Linked DNA regions of Homo sapiens: all the other regions are linked to region 1. Evidence: chromatin contacts called from ENCODE Hi-C or POLR2A ChIA-PET data. All regions are on one chromosome and are shown on one strand. Each heading gives the region's core, a stretch centred on a gene start or an enhancer-like site at or near the end of the contact. The rest is flanking DNA. Distances are from core to core; before and after follow the strand shown.

What was found. A loop is a pair of places that touch in the nucleus more often than their neighbours do. ChIA-PET counts read pairs that join two places held with the same protein, here RNA polymerase II (POLR2A). Pooled maps may share reads with other maps.
Region 2: a map of naive thymus-derived CD4-positive, alpha-beta T cell shows a loop between it and region 1 (9-fold over the local background). The contact joins the promoter of GNG5 here to the promoter of LMO4 in region 1. A Hi-C loop is called at or near these places in 1 of 168 maps with a recorded cell type or tissue (naive thymus-derived CD4-positive, alpha-beta T cell), 1 of 37 single-sample maps with no recorded cell type and 9 of 50 pooled maps. POLR2A ChIA-PET finds 5 or more read pairs at or near these places in 1 of 52 experiments (activated CD4-positive, alpha-beta T cell).
Region 3: a loop to region 1 is called in a pooled map, with 12 times the contacts of the local background. The contact joins the promoter of RPF1 here to the promoter of LMO4 in region 1. A Hi-C loop is called at or near these places in 3 of 50 pooled maps. POLR2A ChIA-PET finds 5 or more read pairs at or near these places in 2 of 52 experiments (GM12878 and endothelial cell of umbilical vein).
Region 4: a map of CD8-positive, alpha-beta T cell shows a loop between it and region 1 (27-fold over the local background). The contact joins the promoter of SSX2IP here to the promoter of LMO4 in region 1. A Hi-C loop is called at or near these places in 3 of 168 maps with a recorded cell type or tissue (B cell, CD8-positive, alpha-beta T cell and gastrocnemius medialis) and 11 of 50 pooled maps.
Region 5: a loop to region 1 is called in a map of CD8-positive, alpha-beta T cell, with 12 times the contacts of the local background. The contact joins the enhancer-like site here to the promoter of LMO4 in region 1. A Hi-C loop is called at or near these places in 2 of 168 maps with a recorded cell type or tissue (CD8-positive, alpha-beta T cell and naive thymus-derived CD4-positive, alpha-beta T cell) and 8 of 50 pooled maps. POLR2A ChIA-PET finds 5 or more read pairs at or near these places in 1 of 52 experiments (CD4-positive, alpha-beta T cell).
Region 6: a pooled map shows a loop between it and region 1 (2.3-fold over the local background). The contact joins the enhancer-like site here to the promoter of LMO4 in region 1. A Hi-C loop is called at or near these places in 4 of 50 pooled maps. POLR2A ChIA-PET finds 5 or more read pairs at or near these places in 2 of 52 experiments (OCI-LY7 and T-cell).
Region 7: a map of endothelial cell of umbilical vein shows a loop between it and region 1 (15-fold over the local background). The contact joins the promoter of ZNF326 here to the promoter of LMO4 in region 1. A Hi-C loop is called at or near these places in 4 of 168 maps with a recorded cell type or tissue (B cell, endothelial cell of umbilical vein and naive thymus-derived CD4-positive, alpha-beta T cell) and 15 of 50 pooled maps.

Annotation. Positions count from the first base shown.
Region 1 is chr1:87,327,486-87,331,029 of GRCh38, forward strand. LMO4 (LIM domain only 4) reads left to right here and starts at 1,395. Exons shown (of 5, transcript NM_006769.4): 1 at 1,395-1,759. RefSeq lists silencers at 597-766, 1,017-1,446, 2,370-2,459 and enhancers at 1,305-1,882, 1,883-2,458, 2,024-3,544, 3,239-3,544.
Region 2 is chr1:84,504,406-84,508,194 of GRCh38, forward strand. It overlaps GNG5 (G protein subunit gamma 5), which reads right to left and starts at 2,176. Exons shown (of 4, transcript NM_005274.3): 1 at 2,031-2,176; 2 at 1,606-1,896. The coding sequence starts at 1,686. It overlaps SPATA1 (spermatogenesis associated 1), which reads left to right and starts at 1,981. Exons shown (of 14, transcript NM_001397487.1): 1 at 1,981-2,013. RefSeq lists silencers at 1,442-1,571, 1,822-1,901.
Region 3 is chr1:84,477,040-84,480,714 of GRCh38, forward strand. RPF1 (ribosome production factor 1 homolog) reads left to right here and starts at 2,227. Exons shown (of 9, transcript NM_025065.7): 1 at 2,227-2,470. The coding sequence starts at 2,243. RefSeq lists enhancers at 1,888-2,448, 2,644-2,803.
Region 4 is chr1:84,688,857-84,692,646 of GRCh38, forward strand. SSX2IP (SSX family member 2 interacting protein) reads right to left here and starts at 1,605. Exons shown (of 14, transcript NM_001166293.2): 1 at 1,515-1,605. RefSeq lists a silencer at 1,057-1,816.
Region 5 is chr1:89,841,395-89,844,816 of GRCh38, forward strand. LRRC8D (leucine rich repeat containing 8 VRAC subunit D) reads left to right here. Exons shown (of 3, transcript NM_001134479.2): 2 at 2,244-2,388. Among named protein-coding and RNA genes, the nearest start is that of LRRC8D-DT, 21 kb to the left of the region's middle. RefSeq lists silencers at 1,176-1,470, 1,994-2,213. Within about 2 kb of position 1,982, at least 37 of the 41 ENCODE cell types and tissues checked have a DNase peak (open chromatin) inside an H3K27ac peak, as active enhancers do; they include CD4-positive, alpha-beta T cell and CD8-positive, alpha-beta T cell, where a contact is called at or near this core.
Region 6 is chr1:89,546,185-89,549,681 of GRCh38, forward strand. All of the region lies in intron 1 of LRRC8B (leucine rich repeat containing 8 VRAC subunit B), which reads left to right. It overlaps LOC124904216 (a long non-coding RNA gene), which reads right to left. Exons shown (of 3, transcript XR_007066214.1): 3 at 1-350. Among named protein-coding and RNA genes, the nearest start is that of LRRC8B, 23 kb to the left of the region's middle. Within about 2 kb of position 1,649, at least 7 of the 41 ENCODE cell types and tissues checked have a DNase peak (open chromatin) inside an H3K27ac peak, as active enhancers do.
Region 7 is chr1:89,992,825-89,996,682 of GRCh38, forward strand. ZNF326 (zinc finger protein 326) reads left to right here and starts at 2,286. Exons shown (of 12, transcript NM_182976.4): 1 at 2,286-2,449. The coding sequence starts at 2,434. It also overlaps the pseudogene GEMIN8P4. RefSeq lists enhancers at 1,938-2,504, 2,505-3,070, 2,952-3,001 and a silencer at 2,092-2,731.

The DNA of each region.
Region 1 (3,544 bases), core at 145-2,644:
AGATAAAGTCGAATGCCTAGGTATTCAAGCATCTAGGCTGTGCTTCGGCCTTGGAAAAAGACTCTCAGGCTAGCACCCTAAAAGCATTCCTCAAAACTTGATTTATACTAGAAGTGACATTTCTTACTCTCTAGAGGCTGTGAGATTGCAAATCTTGCAATTACTTCCATTGCTTTTGGGGGCTGTGAGAATTTCCGCCTCTCATCCTCCACAGTGAGGAGGGTAGTCGGGAAAGGCTTTCTCCCTTAAGTTTTCGTCAACTTTGAAAATAAGGACTGTGCTCCCTACATCACCAGCAATTGACAAGGATCCAGGAAATGCCTGCTAGGCACTTTCAAACTCGGAAAAATGGGAGTATGAGGGAGGCTAAGTAGGCAGTATTTAGCTAGCAACTATTATTTCCTTTATGTTTCTACCTTGTTAACTAAGCTTCCACTACGGTTCATAAATCTCCAATATCGTGAATTAAAGAAACAACAACAAAAATCCTCTTCTGTGTGCTTGTGCGTGAGGGGATAGAAGTCCACTGCCCTAAGATGCAGGACTTATCTTCCCAAACAGGAAGAGACCCATTTCTGAGAAAGATGGTAAGTTTCCTAAGGGTCTCCTCTCAGATAGAGGGGATGGCAGTCCCCGAGGGGCGAGCGGGCGCGGGTCCTCAGGGTCCCCGTGCGCTGAGAAGGCAGGTGAGGCCCCGCCCTGCGTCTCGACTCCGGATCCCGGGTCGCGAAGGGCAGCCCAAGCGGGTCCCCGGCCCCAGGCGCCCGGGTCACTTCACCCCACCTGATTCGGGCCCTTCCCTTCTCCTCTGTCGGCCAGCTCTGCCGCCTCGCTCTCTCTCCCGCCCCCCGAGTCTCGTTTCAGTCATCCCTTTGTCCTTCCCCGGATTGGCAGGTTTTATTATTCCGCCTGAACAATCCGGCCGCCCAGTGGCTGAGGGTCGCTGACGTCGGAGGCAGAGCCGGGGAGTAGTTGGGATTTTGCTCTGTCAGTAACACATGTGTAAGAGCCGCGGAGGGAGCGAGCGAGCCGGCTAGAGGCCAGCGCCGCCGCCGCCGCCGCCTCCGAGCCGGGCAGCAACAGCCCCGGCAGCGGCGCAGGCTCCAGCGCGCCGGGCCCGGCCGGCCGCAGCCCCCGACGCCTGGGTGCGCCTGCCTGCCGGCCTCCGCACCGTCCGCCGCCGCTCCCGGGGCTGTTGTGTCTGCGACTGCTCCCGGCCGGAGGTGCAGGGAGCTCAGCCGAGCCGCCGCTGCCATCCCGGAGCGAGCAAGCGAGCGAGCGCGCGGGAGGGAGGAAGGCGGCGGCGGAGGAGGAGGAGGAGCGGGAGGAGCGCGGGCGGGGGCGGGGGCCCCCGGGCGGGGGAATATACAAAGTGAAGCCACATTGCCAAACTTGCAGCAGCGATTGCAGCAGTTGCTGCCGCTGCGCCGCGCCTGAAGCCGCGCCGCGCGGGCCGAGGGCTCCTGCAGCTGCTCGCGCGCAGTCGGAGGCGGAGAAGGACGAAGACTGAGACTGACACTTCTGCTCCCGGCCGCCCGGCACTTACGCGGGGGCCCCCCAACCCGCCCCAGAGCAACGCGATTTAAAAAAAAAAAAAAAGCCGCCCTTAGCCCCCTCCTCCCCTTTCCTGCTTCTGCGAGAACTCCCTCCCTCCCTCCAGCTCCGCCAGCCCAGGCGCCCCTTCCCTGGAAGCCGAGCGGCTTCGCTCGCATTTCACCGCCGCCGCCTCTCGCAATATTGCAATATAGGGGAAAAGCAGGTAAGGGGGCGGGTGGAGAGCCGCGGGCCGGGAGGTGGGAGAGGGAGGGAGGGGGTCGATTCGGGCCAGGGCTGTTTTCTTTGGCTTCCTTCCCCTGACCGTCCCAAATTGCAAGTAAACAATACGTCGGCTTAGATAAAGCGCGAGTCTGAAACTACCGAGGCCGGCCTGCGAGCTAGCGCGGAGGGCAGCCCCGGGCCGCCAGCTTTGTAGCGGTTCCTGCTTACAAAAGGGCTCTTCTTGGAAACGGGGCTGGTGGGGACCGTAGAGGGGGTGGGGATATTTCTAGTTCATAAGGGAAAGGCAAGGGGTGCTTAGATGAGGATTTTAAGTATGAGAAGTAGTGTGTTTGGGGGGGTGGGGGTGGGGATAGTCACGATACCCCCCCTCCCTTCTAGTAAACACTATTTTTGAAACAGTGGCAGGAAGGATCTAAGTGAGCAGGATTCGGTATTGCTGGTTCTTTTAAAAAAATTCTTCTTGGCTTATAAGTCTTTTGTTCCAATCCAGGAGAAATACGGTGAATCACCTAATTAAAATCAAGACATGAATTAAGCATCCATTTTTGTACTACAAATTGCCAGCGTTACGTTTGTCCCTCCCTTGGTCTCCATTAAAAAACACCAGAGACGTTGTTAAAGGGGGGCAGATTTTGCCTCTAGCTGCCAGTTCTGCTTTCTATTTCACTGACTATCCCAGGACCTAAATTGCTTGGCTATGTAATTACTAGAGTATAAGCCTATTTAACTTAAAAGCTTTCTTTTTTTTTTTTTTTTTTCCAACTCTAAATGAAACTTGATGAGGGCCCGTCCTTAGTTATCAGGGGAGTCAGTTTCTGGTCAGTCTTCTTGATTCATCTCTTTTAGATTTAATCAGCATTAAGGTATTGCTTGTCCTTAAGAGCTTTAGCTAATGGGGTTACTGGATGCTTTTCTCAGTGTAATGTTTCCTTTTCAAAAAAAAAATACATATATATTTACCTCTCACTAAAGATGGGGGCGGGGAAGAGCTTGGAATCTCCTCCCTCACTCTCCTTTTAAAAAGGAATTCGGAGCGATTAAAACGTTGGGGGAAACAGTTTAAAGATCTAGGGCAGGAAATGCAGATTCATTTGGGTTAGGGCTGAAATTGTAACAAAAAGCAATTCCTCGAGTAAATGCATCAGATAAATCAATTTACATAAAGGTATGATGCATTCGGATAAATGCAATGCTAATGGGTTTTAGAGTGGTCCTGTTTCCAAAGTCTCAGGGTTTTGTTACAGCTTAATTGGTGCAGTTCTTATTCTGGTTTATTGTGCGGTCACTGGACACACGTTCCGGGACTCTTTCGGAGGAAATGTGTTTAAAATCGGCCTATTTAAGGAACCCGAGTCCTTGTTTCGTTCCTTCCTCGTTTTTTTTGCAGCAGCCAAGTTGGGCCGGGTACAGGCAAAGTTCGCCTTCTTCTGAGGTATCAGCTGAATGTCTTGAGCAGATAGCCGGGAGCCTCAGGGGGAGCCCACACTCTCAGCTTACAGAGGACAAAGACAATACAGGCTGCTTAATTGGCAGTAAATAACTTGATCTTTTTACAGAATAAGTGACTAGAGGAACACTAGGACTTTATTGGACTCGGGATTGAAGGCAACAAATTAATCGGTTTAGGCTAAGCTTTATAAATTGATTCCTATATTATATCCCAGTTGCATCTCTTGTGGCATTCATTAGAGTGGGGAATTCTTTTTTAAAGCAGTTTTTGGTGACAGCAGGACGGGCTCGAATTTAACTTGTGCATCCCTTAATG
Region 2 (3,789 bases), core at 926-3,425, 2.8 Mb before region 1:
GTAGGATCAGTTTTGGGGAATTAGGGGAGCAGCAGCTAGGGTTTTCAAAGTAAAGCTCTTGGAGTATTTTAGCCTGAGAACCTCATGTCATTTTCTTTGGAGACTAAAGATGTACAATTTATTGCTTTCACTATCCCACCCCCATTTTTTTTTCTTGGTCCATCCTATCTATGATAAAGGCACACCTGAATGACATTTAATGGTTACGAAATAAATGATTTCGAGTTTCAGAGCCAAATCCAGCCAAGACTGACTAGAAACCACTGTGATGAGGTAAGAATTGGGAGAGTAGAGAAATGGATTCCAAACTGCAGTGAGGTCTACAGCATTTCAAGGACTGGACGTGAGGGGGATCCCACACCAAGACGAATGAGAATTCCCTTCCCTTCTGAGTTGACCACAACTGAGTAAGCTAGGTCCCTGACATTTCTAGTTAACAAAACTAAATGGGAGACTCTCTCTCAGGAGGATCCTGCACCAAGACGAATGAGAATTTCCCTTCCCTTCTGAGGTGACCACAACTGAGTAAGCTAGGTCTCTGACACTTCTAGTTAAGAAAGCTTAGAGACCCTCTCAGTTCACAAAACATTTCGGCAAGTAATAAAGACTAGCCTGATGAGTATAAAATCAAATCATCTTAGGAACTGGCTGCTTTTAACAGGGCACATGATTTACATTCTTGTTTCTTTTTTTAACTGCAGAAGTGTTTCACATGTAGCCTGACCTATTGTACCAGAAAGAAGCCAATCCATTTAGGACTGTAAAAATCAGGAAATACTTAGAACAGCACTTGAATGTCAAGTTATTCTATCAACACAGACAAAAGGCTTTTTCTCCCAAAGTACCCCAAGACAAGGCCAATACTAACCAGACGCCAAAATAAGACCAATAATTACCCACAATAATCATTTTCTCCGGCATGCGGACCAGTCGATATCCCCAAGGTCAAATATGAGCAAACTGTGCCATAGGTATGAAATGCACGCTTTGTTCGAGGTTGTACGGGGCACTGACCGGAACTTTACACTCCAGGATCGTTTCGAAAAATGCTTATTCAATCCACAGTTTAAGTTATGCAATAATTCGCTTAAAAGTATGTGTTCAACGGACAAGAGAAGTTGAAGGTAAGAATTTAATACTAAAGGAAGTAGGTTTGGGAAAGATCAAATGGGAGAAAAGTCTGCTCTGAATCAAAAGTCGGAAAATACCCTGTCCGATGAGAAACAGGAGGCTGGCAAAGTGGGAAAGGAAGGGTGCGGACAGCGCGCGGAGGCGCAGCTGTTGGTGAGACCAGCCGAGAAGGCTGCCAAGGGAGGTAGAGACGGAGGAGGACCGGAATGTCGGCCACGGTTCAACCCAGGGGCCAGCCCGCCTCGGAAAGTCCTGGGGCGGAAGGGCGAACTAATCGTCCCCCTAAAACACAGCGTAGACCCACGCGGCGCCTGCTCTAAAGCTGGCCGCTCCCCGATCGCCGCCGCTGAGCGCGCGTCCTCTCCAGGGGAAGCGAGGGCCGGCGCGTGTCCCGCCCGCCCCCGCCAGCTGGGCCGCCGGATCCCACCCGCCGCCGCCGCCTTCCTCCCGCCTCGGCCGCCCGCCCCCGCTCACTTTTACGCGGTTGAGTCCGGCCTCCAGCCGGAGCTGTTGAACCACTTTCTTCATAGCGGCGACGCTGGAGGAGCCAGACATGGTGCACGCGACGGCCGGGCCGATTCGTGGGTCGGTGGGTCGTGGGCCGTGGGTCGGCGGGGCCAGACAACTCAGCGGCGCGCGGCGGGGGCGGGGCTCCGAACTTTGTCTCTAAGTTTCCGGTTCTGTGCTCAGCGGCTCCACCCTCGGTGCGCATGCGCGCCTTGCCAGCCCTCTGTTCCAGCTCCACACCCGGCCCCGAGCGCGAGCCTGGAGGAGGGGGAGGAGAAGGGGCGGAGCAGTCGGTGGGCGCGGCGGCTGCTGGAGGCTAGCGCGACCCGACTCTTAAGTTTTCTTTTCCTCTCCAGAGGGGCCGATTAGGGAGAGGTAAGGAGAGAGCTTACCGTTAGCCGCGAAGAACTAAGAGGGGGTCTGAAGAGGACCAGGGAGGGAAGGCAGAGCTTGTGGGAGTTTCTAAAAGGCCCGGCGGCGGGTGACCAGGAGGTCTCAGTTTTCCTCCCAGTTTGTGGGAAGGGTTGAGGGAAGTGAGGGGAGATACTGGGTGAGGCGTAGGAGCTACTGTGCACCCGGCGTGAGTCACCCGCACACCCCCGCCCCGTACAGGCGTGTCTCTCTGTGACCCGAGTTTGGCCAACAGGCATTTTCAGTTCCACCCCCAACCCCCAGCCCCGCTGACCCGAGGCGGAGAGCAGGCGCGGAGGTCGCTGTCGCGTACCCAGCGGAGCCGGGCGGGCGGGGAGCAGGGGCGCTGATTCGCTGGAGAAGGGATCTTCTCGAGGTTTGACTTTACTGGCTTCTTAGCTCTTGAATCGGTTTTTCTGAAGGAGATTGTGAAGAAGCCAAGGTGCTGGCTGAAGATTACACCTGTCTGCTCGGTTACCCATTTACTCTGGAGAATTAATGCTTATTGTACTTTTTAAAATAAAACTTATTTTTGTGTTTCCGGAAAGTTTGCTCTTTAGTATTTCCGTTGTAATTTATTACCTCCTGCTTGAAATTGAGTACCAAAGGAGTTTTTAGGAGAGAGGGTAGGGTCTAACCAAACAAAATAGGCTCAGCCAGTAGGTCTTTCTTTCATCCACGGAAATATGTGTGTTATGTCACAGCACTAAGGGCAGATGTTTCCTATTTCTTTTCGGGTAGTCAATCTCCGAATGCGCTGATGTTTTCCATTAATGTTAATAATTTTATCATTAATGGATTTCAAATTTTTTATTAGGGAAGCATGTGTAATTGCACTGGTCAACAAAATCTAATTTATTTACTCAACAGTTTATATCAGTTCGCAAAAATGTACATCGTAAGTTTAGCATTTTACTTAATTCATACGGATGTAATGATTGGGGTTAAAACCAGGGTTTGAATTCTGGCTCTGCTACTTACGGTATTCTTGGGCAAGCCACTTAAGTTACTGAGGCTTTATTTCCTTATTTCAAAGTAAATTATACAGCTTCGTAGAGTTGTTTTTCGGAATGAAATGACATTATATGTAAAAAGAATGTGAAAGCTATCTCAATAAATATTGTCTTTTCCCAAAAGGTATTGTAATTATTTCACCTTTGGTGCTTTGTTGACTGTATAATGCTAAAACGTCATTCATACTTTACAGATTTGTAAGATTAAACACAAGTATCTATTCAAAGAATGATCTGTTTTACAGTAGTTGTAAAATATATCACTGAACTCTTAGAACCGTGGTATGTTAATGCTGGAAGAGATTTTAGGGAATATATGGTCCAATAATTACTTCTGTGAGGGAGACTGTTGAGGAATAAGCAGTGTTTTAGGCCGAAACAGTTTCAGAAAAAAAAAAAATTGTTGCTTTTTTATTAACTGCTGCATTGGGAAACCACAGACTGGAGTGCTGTCTCAAACACCAGGTGTTATTTTTTTGTAGCGTGTGTTTAAAGATTCTATTTAGGATACAAAAGAAAAATAAAACATTGAGGCCTGGTATGGTGGCTCACGCCTGTAATCCCAGCACTTTAGCAGGCTGAGGCGAGCAGATCACGAGGTCAAGAGATCGAGACCATCCTGGCCAACGTGGGGAAACCGTCTCTACTAAAAAATACAAAAATTAGCTGGGCGTGGTGGTGCGCGCCACCCAGGAGTCCCAGCTGCCCAGGAGGCTTGATGCAGGAG
Region 3 (3,675 bases), core at 977-3,476, 2.8 Mb before region 1:
TTTTTTGTATTATATAACTTAAATCCAATTTTGGATCTAAACATAATGATTTTAAGTTTTTTAACAACAATTTTCAATTTGTGATCTAATAGCAGGTTTGGATGGAGCTTGTGTTCTGGAAGACACAGTTTTGATGCTTTTAATATCCTGCTGTTGTTAAATAGAATTTGAATGGGTGAAAAATGAAATGTGGACAAAAACATATTGGATTCTCAAAACACGAAATATAGATATTGGTACATAAAATTTGAAATTAAGGCAGATTCTGGAAAACTGACTCCTAACAGTAAATCAAAAGGGATTTCTTGTTGCTATTTGGAAAGCATTTTCATAAAATTAGAATGAAGAATACAGCAAATTTAACCACTAGGAAAACACTTTCTTCACTTGCCTTCCATGACATTCTACTCTCTTGATTTTCTCTTCTCCTTCTCCTTTGCTGGGTCCTCCTTTTCTTTCCATCTCTTCATGCAGGACTCCTCCAGGGTTCAGTCCTTGATCTTCTTTTTTCAGTTTTCTATCTACACTCATTCTAATGGTTTGAAATACTACCTATGTGCCAATTACTTCCAAAGTTTGATCTTTAGCCCACACCTCTCTGTCCTGCTGCAGAATCATACATCCCAACTGACTAGTTGACACCACCAATCAGATCACTAAAAAGTATCTCAAACTTAACATTTCCAAAACTGAAATCTTGATCTTACCTCTCAGATTTGTTCCATCTGAACTTTCCCGCATTTCACCTGATGGTAACTCCATCCTTTGAATCACTCAGGTCGAAAGTCTTGGAGTCATCCTTGACTCTTTCATGTCCTCCCTTCAGTTCCATCAGTAACTTTACCTTCCAGAGGAATCACTTCTCAACCACCTACACAAGACTTACCCTGGTTCAGGCCACTATCATTTCTTCCCTTCTTCCACACACCCTGCCCCTGCATAGGCTCTTCTCAAAAGAAGATTCTGAATGACGCTTTTACTTTATTTTTATTTATTTTTTTGAGAGGGTCTCACCCTCTCACCCAGGCTGGAATGCAGTGGCACCAACATGGCTCATTGCAACCTAGCCTTCCAGGCTCAATGGATCCTACTGCCTCAGCCTCCTGAGTAGCTGGGACCACAGATGTACACCATGCCCAAACAGATATATATATTTTTTTACTTTTTGTAGACATGGGGTCTCACAGTGTTGCCAAAGCTGGTCTTGAACTCCCAGGCTCAAGCAATCCTCCTGCCTTGGCCTCCCAAAGTGCTAAAATTACAGGCATGGGCCACTGCACCAGCCTGATACTTTTAAGATGTTAAGATCATACCATTCTTTTCCTCAAAATTCTATAAGAGATCTTCATCTCACATAAAATAAAAGCCAAAGTCCTTACAAAACTCTACACCACCTGTCCAATCTCAACACTTCTTGCCTTTCCTGGCTTGCTACTGACTAGGAGCATTGGAGCTGGCTGTTTGCTTTGCCAGGACAGCTTTTCTCCTTGATAACCAGCTTTTCTCAGATTAACAGCTCTTCCCTCAGATAACTAGTTTAGCCCATTACCTCCTTCAAACCTTGGCTCAATGTAACGTTTTCAATGAAGCCTACTCTGAGAATCCTATTTAAAATTGCAACGTACTTTGGGAGTCCAGGGCGGACAGATCACCTGAAATCAAGAGTACAAGACCAGCCTGGCCAACATGGTGAAACTCCATCTCTGCAAAAATACAAAAATTAGCCGGGCATGGTGGCACGTGTTTGTAGTCCCAGCTACTCAGGAGGAGGAGTTTGCAGTGATCGGAGATCGTGCCACTGCACTCCAGCCTGGGCATTAAAGCAAGGCTCCGTCTCAAAAAGATGAATGTCTCTTCATCTTCTTTTATCCTGTTCTATTTTTTTTCCATACCATGTCTTACTCTGTAGCTCACCATAATTTATTTGTATGCTCATTTTAGGTTTCCCTCAAGTAAAACGTAAACTAATCCAGGCACGGTTTTTGTTGTTGTTCCATTATTTTGAGGGCTGGGCACATAGATGCGCAAGGAGTGCCCAAACTCATCATCTCACTCTTTATACAGCTGGGCAAACTGCCTAAAGTTTCCTCAAGCCTCAGCTTTACTATTTTCTTGAATGGCTAAAACTCACAAAACACATCTAGCGTCAAAAACTTTGCGACCCCGGAAGTAAAAGGTTAAGGAAGGGGGTCACAGGAGAAGGCTATTTCCGTTTCCGTACGGAAGCAAAGGAGCCAAGACCATGGCGAAAGCCGGGGATAAGAGCAGCAGCAGCGGGAAGAAAAGTCTAAAACGGAAAGCCGCTGCCGAAGAACTTCAGGAGGCTGCAGGCGCTGGGGATGGGGCGACGGAAAACGGGGTCCAACCCCCGAAAGCGGCTGCCTTTCCGCCAGGCTTTAGCATTTCGGAGATTAAAAACAAACAGCGGCGACACTTAATGTTCACGCGGTGGAAACAGCAGCAGCGGAAGGTACGCGAGAGGCGGGGGCTGCCGGGCGCTTGCGCGTTGTTCCTGACGCTTAGGGCGGTCGCGGGGCGCACATCTGTGGTTGTCTGCTGGTCTCAAAAGTGTTCTCTGTGGCTCCGTGGGAAGGGTGGCGTCGCGGCCCACGTGTTCTGGTCCCCTCGCCCTAGTTTGGAGACTCTAGGTTCAGCCTTTTGCCTGAGCGTCAAGGTGGAAGATTATCTTGATAGGCTCTTTCCTGGGACGCTAGATTCACAAGGAAAGCTGTAAGGCCAGTTGGCTTAGTAGTGAAAACTACGCCCTCCTGGCCCAGAAGGCAAAAGTCTCAGCCCTTTGGTCCGTCTAGGTAGCGTTGGTTAATTTGCAGAATCTGAAATGGAGGCAATACGTAATAAATCCAAAATACTGCTTCTCTGATTCCTGCAGGAGCTCCTTACCGAAATTAGTACTGTAAAGTTTCTGGTAATTGTATTTGTTCTTTTCAGCTTTATCCTTATACGTTTCTGGTAGGTAAACAAACTGAAACGTAAAGAGGTTTAAACGACTTGTCAAGGTCGCAGTGCTCATTTCTGGTTAAATTGCAATTGGAAGAAAACGTTTGCTTATTCTTGCACATCGTAGAAGTTCACACAATATTATTATTATGTGTCTGCCTCCTCTTACTGGCCCTTCTGAGGCCCGGGACTGGTTCTTACTCATGTTCAGTGTCAAGGTGCTGTTTCAATACATACAAGGGGCGTTTAACTCATTCTGGTATGCACGTATTGGGGAGGGATGTCCTGGAAGACTTATTGGAGCTATGATTTCTAATCTGAAACCTGGTGGATTGAGGATCAGTAGGTGCTGGGGAAAAAAGAATATTTTTTATTTTGTCAAGCATTCTATCTAGAAATCTCCAGAAGAATATATAGATTGACAATACAAATACAGATAATCTTAAGCCACCTTGCAAGCTCTTACTAAATTTTAGAAGTATATTTTGATTATAAAATATGTGAATAACTGGTGATGGTTTTATGGAAAACAACCTGAAAACTCAGCTCCCATTCCTATTTTTAGTGCTTTTCAAGAGAAGCAAGCAGCATAACCATGGTCGTCTTTAGGATGCCACCAGTTAGGCAAAACAAAACACAGTGGAAACCATCACATACTTTAATTAATTTGAGGCTTTATGGAAAAAGGTTAAGCTACTCAAATTTTAAATGTTCAAA
Region 4 (3,790 bases), core at 355-2,854, 2.6 Mb before region 1:
CAGTTGGGGAAAGAGAAGGGAAGGAAGAGTACAAAATGACTTGGCCTAAGAGGTTCAGCCAGTCACTAAAAGAGCCTTCGTTTTAATTATCAGTTCCTAACCCTCTTCTCAAAGAACCGTTTTGTTTGAGAAACCTTCATTAACAGCAGGCAGAACAGAGTGTTAAATTAGCTATTAGCTTTCCTTACTTGTTTAGTGTGAATGAATAACCTAAGCTTCCTAAGCCTGTAGGTTGATAGTTTTAGGATAAGAGATCTGATGGATCAAGTTTTGCCGACTGGATCCAAATTCATAAATCTACCTCTAACTTCTAAATTTCAAAATAGCTTGACGTGAACTTTAAAGGCATTTCTTTCCTCTCCAAATTTCTAATTCTTTACAAATTTTATTCACTCTCCTAAATGAGTCAACTCATACCAACCTTTCTAGTTCAGGATCAAACTGTAGGATCACCAGAATTTTCTTCTACCCCACAGTAAGCCAAACCCCCATGAACCATGAAAAGGTCCATGACATCCATCACCCACAGCTAACTCTACACCTTGACTCTAATCTGAATTGTTAGAAAGCCCAGGAAGTTCAAGAAGCCTCCACCCTTACACTTCTAAATCACCTTCTTTTCTAATCCTCAACCTATTACAGCGTCCAGAAAAGAGAAATCTCAATTCTCTCAGATTCAAGAACTTTATCAGCGTTGCTAGTAATCGCAGTTTGGCATTTACAACTATGGGTCCTGAAACTGGGTAATAATCTAAAAATTCCTACATTATACGTGCAGACAGCAAATTAGTATATTCTATGTCCTGGGCCCAAGCGATATGCCTAACTGGGCAATCAGCATAGGCTCAAAAAATGTGCAGGGAGCTCACAATTCAGTTTACTGTCGTTGACTATAAAATTCTAAACCAAAGTATTTTCATGATAAAATTATAAACCAAAGTATTTTCACACATGCCTGCCTCTTGGATGATGTAAATTCTTCCCCTAGACTTTTTACTAGACCACTATCGGGGTTCTCTTCCACTGCAGCGGCCACCCAATAACTCGTTTTAAAGACTGCCTCTTGCGGCTGCACTAGCAAATCGCCAAACCCCGCATGCCCCACGGCCGCTGCTGAGACTCTGCAGCCCCAAATCGGCCATCCCCTCCTCCCCCACGTCCCCGCGCTGCTCGTCCCCCAACGCCGGGCGCCAACCTTGCTCCATCCCAGAGAGGGTTTGGGGCTCCCCGGGTCAGAGCGCTCCGCAGGCGCAGCTCCGCGAACGCCAGCGAGAGCGGTCCCGGGGCCAGCACCTACCTCCCACCTCCTCCTCCAGGAGCGGCCCGGGTCGACGCTCGCCCGCACCCTGCAACGGCCCCAACAGCCGCGCGGAGCCTCCCGCCGAACAACGGGGCGCTGAGCCAGGTGCCGGCTCTCACCTCCGCGCGCGCCCGCCCCTTGCCGGCGCCCACCCCCGCCCGCCCCTCCCTGGCGGGGCGCGTCACAATCCCCGACGCGAGGCGCTGCTGCTCACCGTCACGGCCCCCGGGAGCGGCGGGGAGTCACCGCTCGGCGTCCTAGCCCGGCTCCCGCAGCCCGAGGGCCAGCAGCGCCTCGCAGCGCCTCCCGCCCGCGGCCCCTCCTCCGCTGCGGGCTCCCGCCTTCCCCGCCCCTTGCAGCCGCCTCCCGGCCTCCGCAGGTTTCCGAGGTTCCCACCCCGCCCCCGCGCGCCGGCGCCGCAGGCCCCGCCGCCTCCCATTGGCTCCGCCAGTTGCTAGGCGATGAACAACCGTGGCCTGCATTGGTCGGGTGGGGGCCTCGGTAGTCTCCTCCTTACCTCCAAAAAAACCCGGAGAAAAAGAAGACCTTATCCCTGCGGTCCGCGCGCGCTGCGGGCGCAGCTGCGGCTGCGGCACCTGTTACGCCCAGTGATTCACCCGGCCGTTTTCTGCTCCCCGCCCCCTTCTGACGCCTGCAGCGTCCGGGGCCGGGGCTCTGTGGGGGCCGGGACTCTGCAGGGACCGGGGTCGTGGCTACTTTAGAGCACGTTTTCCGAGCCCCACTGAACCCCAACACCCAGCCTAGCAGCAAAAGTGAAGCTTCCAGGAGAGCCACGTGCGTTTGCCAAAGTGGAGAAATAAACTGCGGGCACCTAGAATTAGGTCAGGTCCAAGGAACGGGAGGTTCAAGCGTCGGGAGTCGTGGATGCAAACAATCCAGCCGGGAGAAAGTTATATGTAAAATTAGGGCGAAGAAATGGATCTGGGCAGAAGACCGCGGGCAAAGGAAAGACTAAGAAATAGCATTCGTGAACTCAGTTTATGCAAAAATGTCTTACACCCACTCGACAAAGTATGTGCGATGAAAATGTATGCCTGCTGCACCCGTGGCCAGGGTCAGGCTGTCTCCTCCCTGGTTTCATGGCAGCCTAAAATTCACTGGGGAAGAAAAGAAAAGAGGCCAGAGAAAGGAGATCAGATGGAGAAATCACAGGCATATAGGTTACACAAAGATGTTCTTTGATTTTTGTTTTGTTTAGTTTTGGTGAAGCCAAGGGATTTATTCAAAAGGCGAAAAACAGGTTTGGTGTTTTAAGGAGACTCCTGAGAGCACTTTGAAACCAAAACAGTATGAGTGAAGATGCTAACACTGAAAAACAAGAGCGGGAGGAATGTCCACCTCCCAGTTTGCATGCACGTATCCCCAATCCTGGATGAAAGATCAGGGCCAGAAGAAGCACGCCACGGTGACAACTTCAGGGCCCAACGAAATCCTCCTCTTTTCCTTTGGCCAAGCAATCAGAGGCCCGTCTAGCTGCTGTTGAGCCCAGGTGGCGTTACCATTAACAGTTACATTTTTAAAAGGTTTGAACCAAGCTTAGTTGAGCTCTGGGAAGTTTAGCTCTGACCTCAGCAACCCCGGGAAAGGAATAAGATCTGCCTGAATAAACCAGCGGTCTCAATCTTTTGGTCTCAAGACCGCTTTCCACTTGTAAAATTATTGAGAGCCCCAAGAACTTTTCTTTATGTTGGTTACAGCTATTAATATTAAAACAGAAATTTAAAAATTGCTATTTTTTAAAATAATAATGAATAAAAATAAAAATGTCAAATAGCGCATTTTAATTAAAAATAACTATTTTCAAAAAATTAGTTAAAAGAATGGTGTTACTTTAAAATTTTGCCCATATCTTTAATGTCTTGCTTAATAGAAGGCATTTGGATTTTCATATCTGTTTGTGCATTCGATCTGTTGTGCTATTTCAGGTAGCGTCTGGAAAACTCTACTGTGCACTCATAATGAGAGGGAAAAAGGCAAATAATATCTTAGTATTATAACAAAAATAGTTTTGACTTTGCAGACTCCCTGGAAGGGTCTTGGAAACTTGCCGCCCCAAGGTTCAGCAGATCTTTGAAAACCACTGGTCTAAACCTCTTTGTACTCTGTCCCTCTTTGTTAACCAATAACTGGTTAAGGGGCTAAAAATATGACCTAATTCTGCTCAGTCCATAATGGGGAGTGGGGGATGAGGAGCTTCAGGGGAAGGATTTTATCCTGACAGACTAAGGACAAGTTTTTTCCTTCTTGCCTTGGACATCCTCCAGTAAGCCAGACATGTTTGGAGCTGTGGCAGCATATTCTGCAACCACGAGAGAAAAGCAAGAAAAATACATGCGTACCTCGTTTTATACTTCAATTTATTGCACTTTACAGGCACTGTATTTTTTTTTAATAAAGGTTTGTTGCTCAACCCTGCATTGAGCAAGTCTAGTGGCACCATTTTTTCTAAGAGCATGTGTTCACTTGGTG
Region 5 (3,422 bases), core at 732-3,231, 2.5 Mb after region 1:
CACCCCCCCCCTTTTTTTTGTGAGTGCACAAGACTCTTAATCACCTTTTCATTTGGTTGCGTCAGGAGCCTCATAGCAGCATGCTACTGACAGGTGATTGTGAACTAAGTGTTATAGCAGAAGGAAACAGAAAATGAGAGAATGTCAACTTGAAGCCATGTGTGTTTTTGTGAACATCATTTGCCACTTTCTTAAAGAGCCCCAGTTAGAGAAAAAATAATGCAGGAATCGAATTTTAGTCAGCTTGTTAGGTTCTGAACTGGACAGACTTTGTACCTTGGCATATGAGTAGCCATTCTAGAACCTTTTGAACTTTTGCCACCAAGTAATTCTGGAAAGGCTGACAGCCAGCAGTAGGTAATGGAAAAAGCCAGTATCCTCTGCCCGAGAAATTAAGGTGTGTATTATTCAGGTGGTTAAAGAAACTGCCTACCACAACAGCAATAGCTGGTAAGTAGCAGGATCATTCAGAGATGAAGGGATGGATCACAGGATGGTTGCTGTGCTGGACTTTCTCCCTAGAATTCATGATCATTGGCCAGGAGTGGTGGTTTACGCCTGTAATCCCAGCACTTTGGGAGGCTGAGGCGGGTGGATCATGAGGTCAGGAGATCGAGATCATCCTGGCCAACATTGTGAAACCTCATCTGTACTAAAAATACAAAAAAATTAGCTGGGCATGGTGGCGTGTGCCTGTAGTTTAAGCTTCTCGGGAGGCTGAGGCAGGAGAATCGTTTGAACCCGAGAGGCGGAGGTTGCAGTGAGCCGAGATCACGCCACTGCACTCCAGCCTGGGCGACAGAGCGAGACTCTGTCTCAGAAAAAAAAAAAAAAAAAAGAATTTGTGATCATTGTAGGAATTCGCAGTGTAGGGGAAATGGTACAGATTTTATAATCAGGAAAGACCTGTATTCAGTTCTCCATTTGACCACTTTCTGCCAGAGCCATGGGAACAGTTTTTTAATTTCTCTGACCCTGTTTCCTCACTTGGGAATATGACTTTTGCAGATCTGTTGGAAAATATTAAGGCCAAGAGGGATTTAAAATGAGATGTTGTCTAGCACTGAGTAGGAGCTTAATATCTATCCGTTCCTTTCTGCTTCAGTCAAAACTGAGCTTCATATGTAGAATGATTATTGTTTGTATTACATTCTCCATTTTGAGTATGGAACCATGAATGCCAACAGCTTGATAATAAAAGGAGCCGTTTGTCAAGAGACAGTCCTGTAAGCGCTTTTTAACCTGGTAGACTGTGCATGTAAGGGCAGGCAGGTTACAAATGCGAATCCCCATAGCCAGCACACTCTACATACAGCAGATTCTTAAGCCATCTGTGTACTCTTTTTAACACTGTACTGAAGTCCACTTAAGTCAGAGTTCAACAAAATGAATGAATGTAATCCCAGGACTATGGAACTTCTCTGTGATTACATAGCACAGAGAACTACGGAATCATTTTCTGGAAGAATGCACCATGCGATTATGCTCCATGTGGAATTGGTATATATAAATGTTGGTAGACTGTGAGGATGAGGTTGACAGGTTGATCTGAGTAGAGACCCTAGGAGGAACCGAGGATACTATGTAGTTTTGTTGTTGTTACTGTTTTGCAGTTCCTGGCTGCTCTGTGTTGGCAGCTGTGTGCACGCTTTCTCTTTTGAGCCAGCGAGGCACAAGACAAGTAATTTCCCATCTTGAATCTCTCACAGCTGCTGAGCTGTAGTGGATATACTGGGATGTGGCTATGAACTTTAAAAATTTGCATAAATCCAGCCCCTACTCCCCTGCAAAGGCTCAGTCTTGTCTTTACACCTTCCCCGAGGTAATTATTTTCTGGGGGGTAGGGGTGGGGGTTGGGAGGGTGAAGAAAGGAAGAAAAAGAAGGCCGATCACACTGGGCACCGGCGGAGGAAGCGTGGAGTCCATTGATCTAGGTACTTGTGGGGAGGGGAGAACCCGAGCAGCAGCTGCAAACGGAAGGGCTGTGAGCGAGCGGGCGGGCGGGTGGCTGGCAGCGAGGCCACCAGCAGGGGGGGCCCGGGCCGAGGCCGCGCCACCTCGGCACCACGCGGGCAGCCGGTGCGGCGGGGTCGCCACGGCCAGGGGAGCGCTGGGTGCCCACCATGGCAGTTATGCAAGCGGTGACCCCCTGGTCTTGCCTCCCCGCCGCCCTGCACTCCTTCCTCCCCGCTGCCGACACTTGGATCTCTCTAGCTCTTTCTCTCCCCTGTGTTTTCAAACAGGAAGTGCACGGCTGTCTATAACGTGCTGCCGGGTCTCAGGATGGAGGAGTGAAGTCTCCTGTCGCCGTGGTTCCAGCCTCCGGAGCTCGCCCAAGCCGCGTCCCCAGAGAGCGCCCTGAGAGAACAGGGTGGCCGCTTGGTCCAGGTGCGCGGGGTCGGGTCTGGGTCCAGGGAGCGGGTCGGGAAGTCTGCGGCACGGAGCACTGCTAGTGTCGGATCTGCATCTCCAGCTCTGTGCTGCAGCTTCACTTGCCCGCCCCCCACCACTGGCTTCTCACCCGGGGTCTCTGCCAAACTCTGGCTGCTGCCGCCCTGGGTTCGGGCCGGCGGAAGGCCCTGGGCGTGCGCTGCGGAGCCGCCTGCGAGGACTCCACTAGGGCGCTTTCCAGGCTGGACTGCCCCGGGCTGCGCTGGAGCTGCCAGTGCTCGGGGAGTCTTCCTGGAGTCCCCAGCTGCCCTCTCCACCCTCTCCTCCAGCTGCTGCTGCCTGAAGCAGCAGCTCTTTGTTCCTCCCTTACTGGTCTGGGGTCATACACATAAATGTCCTGGGAGGCAGGGTGGTGGGAGGGTAAGGGGTTGGGACGTAGGGAAGAGGAAGAAGATGAGTTGTGGGTGAAGTGTAAGGTGGACAGGAGAAAAGAATCTTAGTGTCCATGCTCAGAAATCAGCTCTTCAGCTGCTGAAACAGAGGACCCCGGTTCCTTGGTTTCTGTTTTGGGAAAGCCAGGCCATGCCAAACAGAGGGAATTAATGATGCAGGCACACACCGGAAAGGTAGGGACCAGGAATGAGGCACAGCAGCGAGTTCTGAGATGTTTAGTCTGGTGTCTGGCTTGTTAACTCCACTGTGGTTTCTGAGCCAGGCCTCCTCGCTGAGACAGAAGGTACTTTAACATATGAGCCAGGCATCTTTATTAATTCCATTTGTCATCAAAGTAAAATTGAGAGTGACTTTTCTCAAATTCACCAGGTAGATTATACTTTCACTTCCACATCGTGTTCCATCTCAAATGTTCATAGGAGAATAAAACACTAGGGTTGGTTTTATGCTACAGACGTTTTGCATCTTTATTTCCCTGGCAGGTCCAATCTTTCTCCAGAATAACTCAGATTGACTTCTCCCCCCAGTGAAAGCCTAGCCTTGTTTTACCGCCTGTTTATCTACCTGGTGAAACTCTA
Region 6 (3,497 bases), core at 399-2,898, 2.2 Mb after region 1:
ACCAAATTTGATGGTGGGGGAGGATTTGTGAATGTATGCTGTGGAGCCTTGGTGAGTGCTAGTAGGCACTGGTTCATTGGTTGGACTTGAGTTCTGCTTGACTGTGAGCCCAAAGTGGAGTTGCAGTCCAGTGTTGGCATCTTATCAAGAATGGCAGTAACTCCACTTTACCATCTGCTTCAGGAGTGTCAGATCTAATGTGCCATATTCAGTTCTGGAAGGCACATTTAAAGAGGACTTTTTGCGAACCAAGTTTCAATGGTGGGATATATCAAGCACGGAAGAGTAACTCACATCTTCTTAGCCATCTTCTTTCTGTCAGAACACTCCATCAGCTCATGGTTGTCTACCTGGAATAGATGTATTTTCCCTTCTTCCAAGTCTCTCTACTACTCCCTTTCAAACTCTTTGTCTTTTGAGAGCCAAAGAATAGGCAATAAAAAGCAAATTAAACACATTGCTGTGATTCCTTAGTGATATGAAGGTACATAATCACAAAGGCATCTGACTCAACCTCCTGGCAACAGACTAACAGCTGACTGAGCTATACCCAGAAAGGAGCCCTCAGTGTAGCTTTCTGAAGCAAAGTTCCTCCTCCTTCTTGCTGAAGCTATTTCTCTATAGCTAAGTAAAAAAGACAAGAGATGTATCAGAAATTTGGTTAATTGATAATATTAAGGAATTGTTAATTATTTGTATATGATTCAGTAATGATTCTAGAGCTGACACACATAAGCTTGTGAAAACTGATTGTTGTGTTATAGGAATTTTCAAGCTAGTTAAACATAGTCATTAAAAACTAAATTGTACAAACTTAAAGTACTAAAAGTAAAATAAATACTCAAAACTCTCACTTCCTAATTATTTTGCTATAATTTGTTGTTATCTATGCTCTTAAGGTTATTTATGTCTAAGGTATCTGCAGAGTAGAAGTGCTGTATAATGATGTGTGACACATCTCTTCTCAACTCCACATTCAGTGACATCATGTTGGTACTTTGAAATTGGCCATGGTGGGAATCATGGAAAATGGCAAAGAACCAGGGTCCTTTTTTTTTTTTTCTCAGAAACCTGGTTGTTAAATATTTACCAGCATGCCACTGGATATTATTATGATATTATGGTTATATCTTAAAGACTCTTTCTGTTTTAGAGATCCATACTGAAATAAGACAGAATATATCTAGAATCTGTTTCAAAATAATCCAATGAGGGTGAGTATTGTGGTGTTGAATCAGAGTGGTGGGCAGATGGGTTTCATTGCACCACTCTCTCAACCTTTGTGTATGTTTAAAATTTTCCATAATAAAATGTTAAAACAGCAATTATGGAATGTTACAATGAAAATAAATTGCCTGTACCTAGTAGACATAGATAGCAATCCAGTCTGGCACCTGTCTTTCCTTCAAACTTTGATGCCAACATTCCTTTGATAAAATCATATTCTCAAATTTTGGAGCACTTATTTTGTAAATGGTTCACATAGGTCATTGATTTTAAAGATCTGTTTCTCATTAAATAAAATCAAGAAACCACCATGTGCAGTTTATCATGCCCATCAGGGCAAAGGAATCCACTAGAGCCTTCCCAAGGACAGCAAAAAGCTTTCTTCATAGTGGGCGGGGAGGGGAGGGGGTGCGGGGCATTCATTTGTTGGATTGCAATCCTGTTTGCAAAACCAGTTGTACAAATAGGGAAAAATGAATCAAGTAATTGCTCAGAAGGCTACTTGCAGCTACATGACAGCTGTGTACCCTTTAGATTTATTTTCAGTCTAGCTGATTTGAGTCATTGCCCAAAAAAGGAGTGCTGTCAAGTGAATTGTCTTTTATGCAGATGATGACAGCCTTTCTAAATATTGCCTGGCTGATATAAGTGATTTGTTTGGAATTATTGGCCTATGAATTAAATTAGTCCTAATCCAAATGATTTTAAAAGTTCTCGCTTAGATTATATATTGATTACATTTCACAAAGAGCACAAAATAACTATATTTTTTTCTAGCATATATTTAGACATCAAATGGAAAAGCTATAGCATGAATTACTCAGAATACATCTTTTTTTTAAGTTTGAAGTTTTAATTTCATTCTTAATATCAATTTGGAGTATGGTAATAGTTTCTCCTTGGATTTGATTATGCAATAATGCATACAAACTAAATCCAGTTGACATGGAAAAATATTTATGTTGTGTAATGAATGCAAGTGGTCACTATGATTATCCCATCAAACAGAGTAGTGAGGAAATTATTAGGTTTTATAATGAGGACAGAGAAGGACAATCAGAACCTTGAGGGGGAAAGTAGTCTATTCTGTCTTATAATATTAAGTTAATGTGAGTTTCTGGTCTGTGTAGAAATACAGGCTTATTCTCTTAAGGTAACGACAAAAAAATTCAAAGCCTCAAGCAATGAAAACAGCAGATGCAAACTCAGGTTTGTTTTGACCCCTCAGTTTTGTTTCACCCTGGGCTGAAACAGATACTGCAAATAGGAATTGAGATCAGGGAAGCCAGAAGTCAGAAGAGTGTGTGTAGGAGAAAGATCATTATAACTTCTCCTCATAAGACAGAGCTGGACAGAAAAATCACCTGGAGAAACTGGGAGCCTTTGTTGACACTTTGCTGCAGTTTTTCCCATGTTAATTCCTTTGTACCAATACCCTTCAGGGCTCTGCAGGGTCCCACCACAACATACATTCTGAGAGTTTGTTTGAGGCGTATAAATACAATAGAAGTCATAGTTCCAAATTAAGTTGGAGCATGAAGATTGGGGTGTGATTGCTAAGAAAAAAGGACATATTAAGTTCCTGAAGTGAGATAATCACAGACTTGTGATTATTCACTCAAAAACTATTTACTGAGCCCCTACTATCTGGGCTAGGTGATGGGATACCACAGTGAGCCCTACAAATAGAAGCCCTGTGCTACCAGAGCTTACTGCTTACTGTGCAGAGAAAAGTGATAAACAACATAAGTATATAGTACATTAAACGGAGACAGATAATGTAGGAAAAACAAAACCAGAGCAGTTCTTCAAAATTAAATTCCCAAAGGATAACATTTTCCAACTCTATCAAAGCTAGCAAAGAGAGGAGATTGGTATTTATAAAAATACAACACATACCACATCAGAAATTCCTTCATGTTTCTATTAACCCTGTTGATATGCTAAATATATTCACTATCTCTACAACCATTAGAGAACAAAGTAAAGATGAAGTAGCTTGGAAAGGGAGCAGCTCTTTAACACTGAAGTGAAATGAAAAATATGCCCTTATGTTTTGTTAGTGAGTTGACAGTTCATGATCAGGAAGACAATGAGCACCTGCAATAGGGAGGCTGCAAGTTATTTTTAAAAAGAATGTCTTTGATTGCTTCCAATTCTATTTATCTCCAGTTGGACAATCAAGTAGAAGTCATTTGAAGAGATGTTTTGTAGTTATGTGGATGCGGATTTGCATATGTGGGTGTTTTCGAACATATAAACTTTTAATG
Region 7 (3,858 bases), core at 1,036-3,535, 2.7 Mb after region 1:
ACTTGACATTTTCTCAAGGAGTACAGGTTACTGAAACAGAAGAGAAATTAGTCCAATAACATCTCTTTTAAATGTCTTGAAAATAAACATTGGTGACAGTTTTGGTTCATTATCAAATCAGAACCCCTGAAGTGAAACCTGAGTATTGGCACTTACTAAAAGTGCCCTGGAGGATTCCAGAGTAGAGTCACAATCAAGAACCACTGACTTAAATGGCCAAGAGAGCCCCCCACCTCCGCATCACTAAGTATATCTTCAAAGAAAATGAAACATAATATTTGGCTAAAGAGAACTTTTAACAAACACTAATCATTAATAAATAATAAATCTTGTTTTAGGCCAAATATATATTTTACATTATGAAAGTGCTCAAGAATTTGGAGATATAGAAGAACACATAATCATGTGTATATAAAAAGTCATCACAAAAAGAATCATCGTTCATGTTTTAGAATTCTTTTTTTTTTTTCTAGGCAAGAACTTTAATGAATTGAACTGTTACTGACAACATAAAAAACCAGTATAATATATACAAAATTATCATTTTATGTCAGGATAAAATTTATCATGTTGGCAACAGAATATGTCCTGCCGACCTCCAAGTGGCTGGCACAGTACATCCACCCCGTGACAGGCCCACTGGGACTGTGGTGAACGTGCCTGTACCTCAGTACAAAGTCCCCTTTCCCTGAGAAATGTACAGAAGGAGAGATGAAGAGCGCGTATCCAAAAGGAAGAGGAAGAGGCTGGGTGCCCTGTGCCCCGAGCTCAGAACTTCGGGGGGATGACCGGCCAGTAATTAGGCTGCTTTGGATCACAGTGCTTGTCAAAGCTCAGCTGCACGTTAGCCTCCATGGCCTGGATCTTGGCGGCGCTGTCCCAGTACAAACGCTTCATTTCGGCCTGGCGCCGCTCACCAGGCCTCTCAGCTGGGGCCTCTACCGACCGGCGGGTGTTGCAGTACAGGTCGTGTTCAGCGTTCACGTAGCTGTTCAGGCGCTCCGCATCCAGCTGTTGCCGCCGCAGTAGTTCTTCTCTGTGCCTCTCTGTCTCTGCAAAGTACTGGCGGAGCTCTTCGGTGATTTCCATATTGCTCAGGTCACATGCTACCTCTGCATCTGACTCGGTCTCCATCTCTTCCTCCTTGGATAAGGCTTGGTCTTCTCTTGTGGATGCCTGGATCCTACTGCTGCCATGTGGATGTTGCCCAGACCCTCTGAAATGTGAAGAACTGCAGGGGGAGTCCTGCTAGGCCACATGATGGTCATAGAAGGACTGAGGATACGCAGCCTGGTTATCGTAAGAGCTTTGGGGAAGAAGCGCAGGAAGGAAGAACCATGGAAGACTGAAACAGGATTCCACCGCCTTCCTGTAGGCATTGTGGTGGCTTTGCATCCAAGCCATTGCTTGATGATAATGTTGCCAGTATCTTGCATATACTGGATGAGAATACCAAGGCCTGGTAGCTTTTGATGTTGATGCCTTCACCACTGCCATCTCCGATTGTGAAAGTCCAAATGGGTGCCGAAACTTGTGGGCGCGCAGCTTGCAGATCCTGGGCGGTGGCCAAGCAGGCCATGTTTTAGAATTCTTTCCAGGCGGGTCGCATTGGCTCACGCCTGTGATCCTAACACTTTGGGAGGCGGAGACGGGGCTGGGGGTGGGGGGATCGCTTGAGTCCAGGAGTTGGAGACCTGCTTGGGCAACATGGCAAAACCCCCATCTCTATAAAAATAATTTAAAAATTTTTTAAAAGAATTATTATTTCCATTTTATTTCAGTGCTTTGTCCTTTAAGAAAATTTATTGACATAGCGATAATCAGACTCCATACGCTATTTTGTATCTTGCTTTTCAAATTTGCCACAGGCTTCTAGAAACGTCCCAGACTTCTGTGTCTCCATGGAGGAAACCCCGTAAGTACTTACAAATGTTATGATTAGTCATCCCTAGCCAATACTAAGCAAAAGGTAGGCATGCGGTTTTATTAGTTTGGGCAGGAAGAAGGCATTCCAACCGGCTTCTTTCGCTCTTGCCAGGTTCAAACATGGCGGGCCGCAGCCGGCCCTTCCCGTACACTCGGCTTGCTTTCCCACAACCCCCGCCAATCTTTAGCGCTCCTTTTTTACCTTCCTTCCCCGTCAGCGGCTCCAGAGGGTCAGCACCTCCGAGCGTGACAGCGGACCTGCTTCCCGCCCCCCACGCGAGGGCCCGCCCACCAGCCCGCGTCAGCCAATAGCAGGCCGCGCCGATGGGGCTGGTAGCGCCGGTCGGCCCCGCCTCCCCAGCCTCGCTGTGGCCTGCGGCTCCCGGGCTGGTAGCGCGCCGCTCTCGGTCGCGCGGAGTGATCGTGTGGAATCGCGGGTCGCGGACGCTCGCCGCCGGCCATAGCTCAGCCTAGCGCCGCCAAGGCCGACGGCCCTCAGCCTCTGCCATGGACTTCGAGGACGGTAAGCGCTGCCTCTGGCTGGTCGGCGCAGCTGGCAGGAGGCGGGGTGGCCTACGCAGGGGGTCTGTTTACCGTCTCAAGATGGCCGTGTGGGCTTTGTTCTGCGGGCCCGGAGGCCGCCCGCCCGCCCCGGGCCCAGCGCCCGGAGTCGGCCTCTTTGGGGACCCACGCGCCCCGATTCGGCCCGCTCGGCGCCCGCTGCCGGCGGAGACAAGAGAACTCGGTGTCCGGTAGGACGCGCCTAGAGCGCGAGAGCCTCCGGGCTGGAGCCCCAGACTCGCCTTGGCCCCTGGTAGTGGAAATTGCCCCGACGTCTCCAACTTCCCGGTCTCGGGCAAACGGGCGAGTGCGGCCTCACCCACCTAGTCTCGCATTCGCCCCACAGGGCAGCGACCCAGACCGTCCGTTTAGTTAATCCTCAGCCTCGGGTTACTTCTTGCCAGATAGAATTTTCAGAGGCTTGTTCACAGTGATGTTTCTGTTTGTCCCGGTTTAAGATGAGTTGAAAGGGTGTCTGTAAGTGATATGTATAGATAAATATCTATGCAAAATGGAAAGCAAGATGTTTCCTGGTTAGTAAACTGGGGTGTTTATCACCAAAAATTACCTGCTTATTAATCCCTAACTTGAAATATTTATGTGAACCAAAGCACTTTTCTTTGGATCGTGTGTAGGTAGGATTTAAGTTAATCAGAATTTTGGCACAGCAAGCATCAAATGTCCTTCACATTTAGACCTGTACACAGCCTTGTAAGTGTTTGACTTACGGATTAAATAAACTGTATTTTAGCAATACTTTTCAGTTGTCTCAGATACTAATTCTTTAAACCACTTTTACAGGGTCACAAAGTAATATTAATTTGGTCTTCACTTTTGTTTTCAAACCTTGCTTGGAATTGGTGTCAAGATAAAGTGGTATGTAGTGACAACATTAGGGAGACATGGGAAAGGACTTATGTGATTAAACTGGATTTAATCCTGAGTAACCAGGCATGCTTAAGTAAAACCAGTTCACTAAGTAGGCTGTAAACTTTTAACCCCACCAAAAAAATGATCTTTAAATGAGGTGTGATCTCAGCATATGTCTTACTCGATGAGCTTTTGATTTTTCATAACATTTCATGCAACAAAGAATTAAAGCTTTCATATCTAGGTACAGATTTGTGAAAGGGGACTGGAATAGCCCTCTTGTAGATACTTTTCAGTTACTTTGAAATAGTAAGTTCAGCTCTTAAGAGTAGCACACTCTCGTGGTTTTGTTTGTTTTGGTTGGACTTTAACTCATTTTGATGTAGATACCTTTAAACTATGAATATTTGGGCTGGGCACGATGGCTCACACCTGTAATCTCAGCACTTTGGGAGGCGGAGGCAGAAGAATCCCTTGAACCCGGGAGGCGAAGGTTGCAGT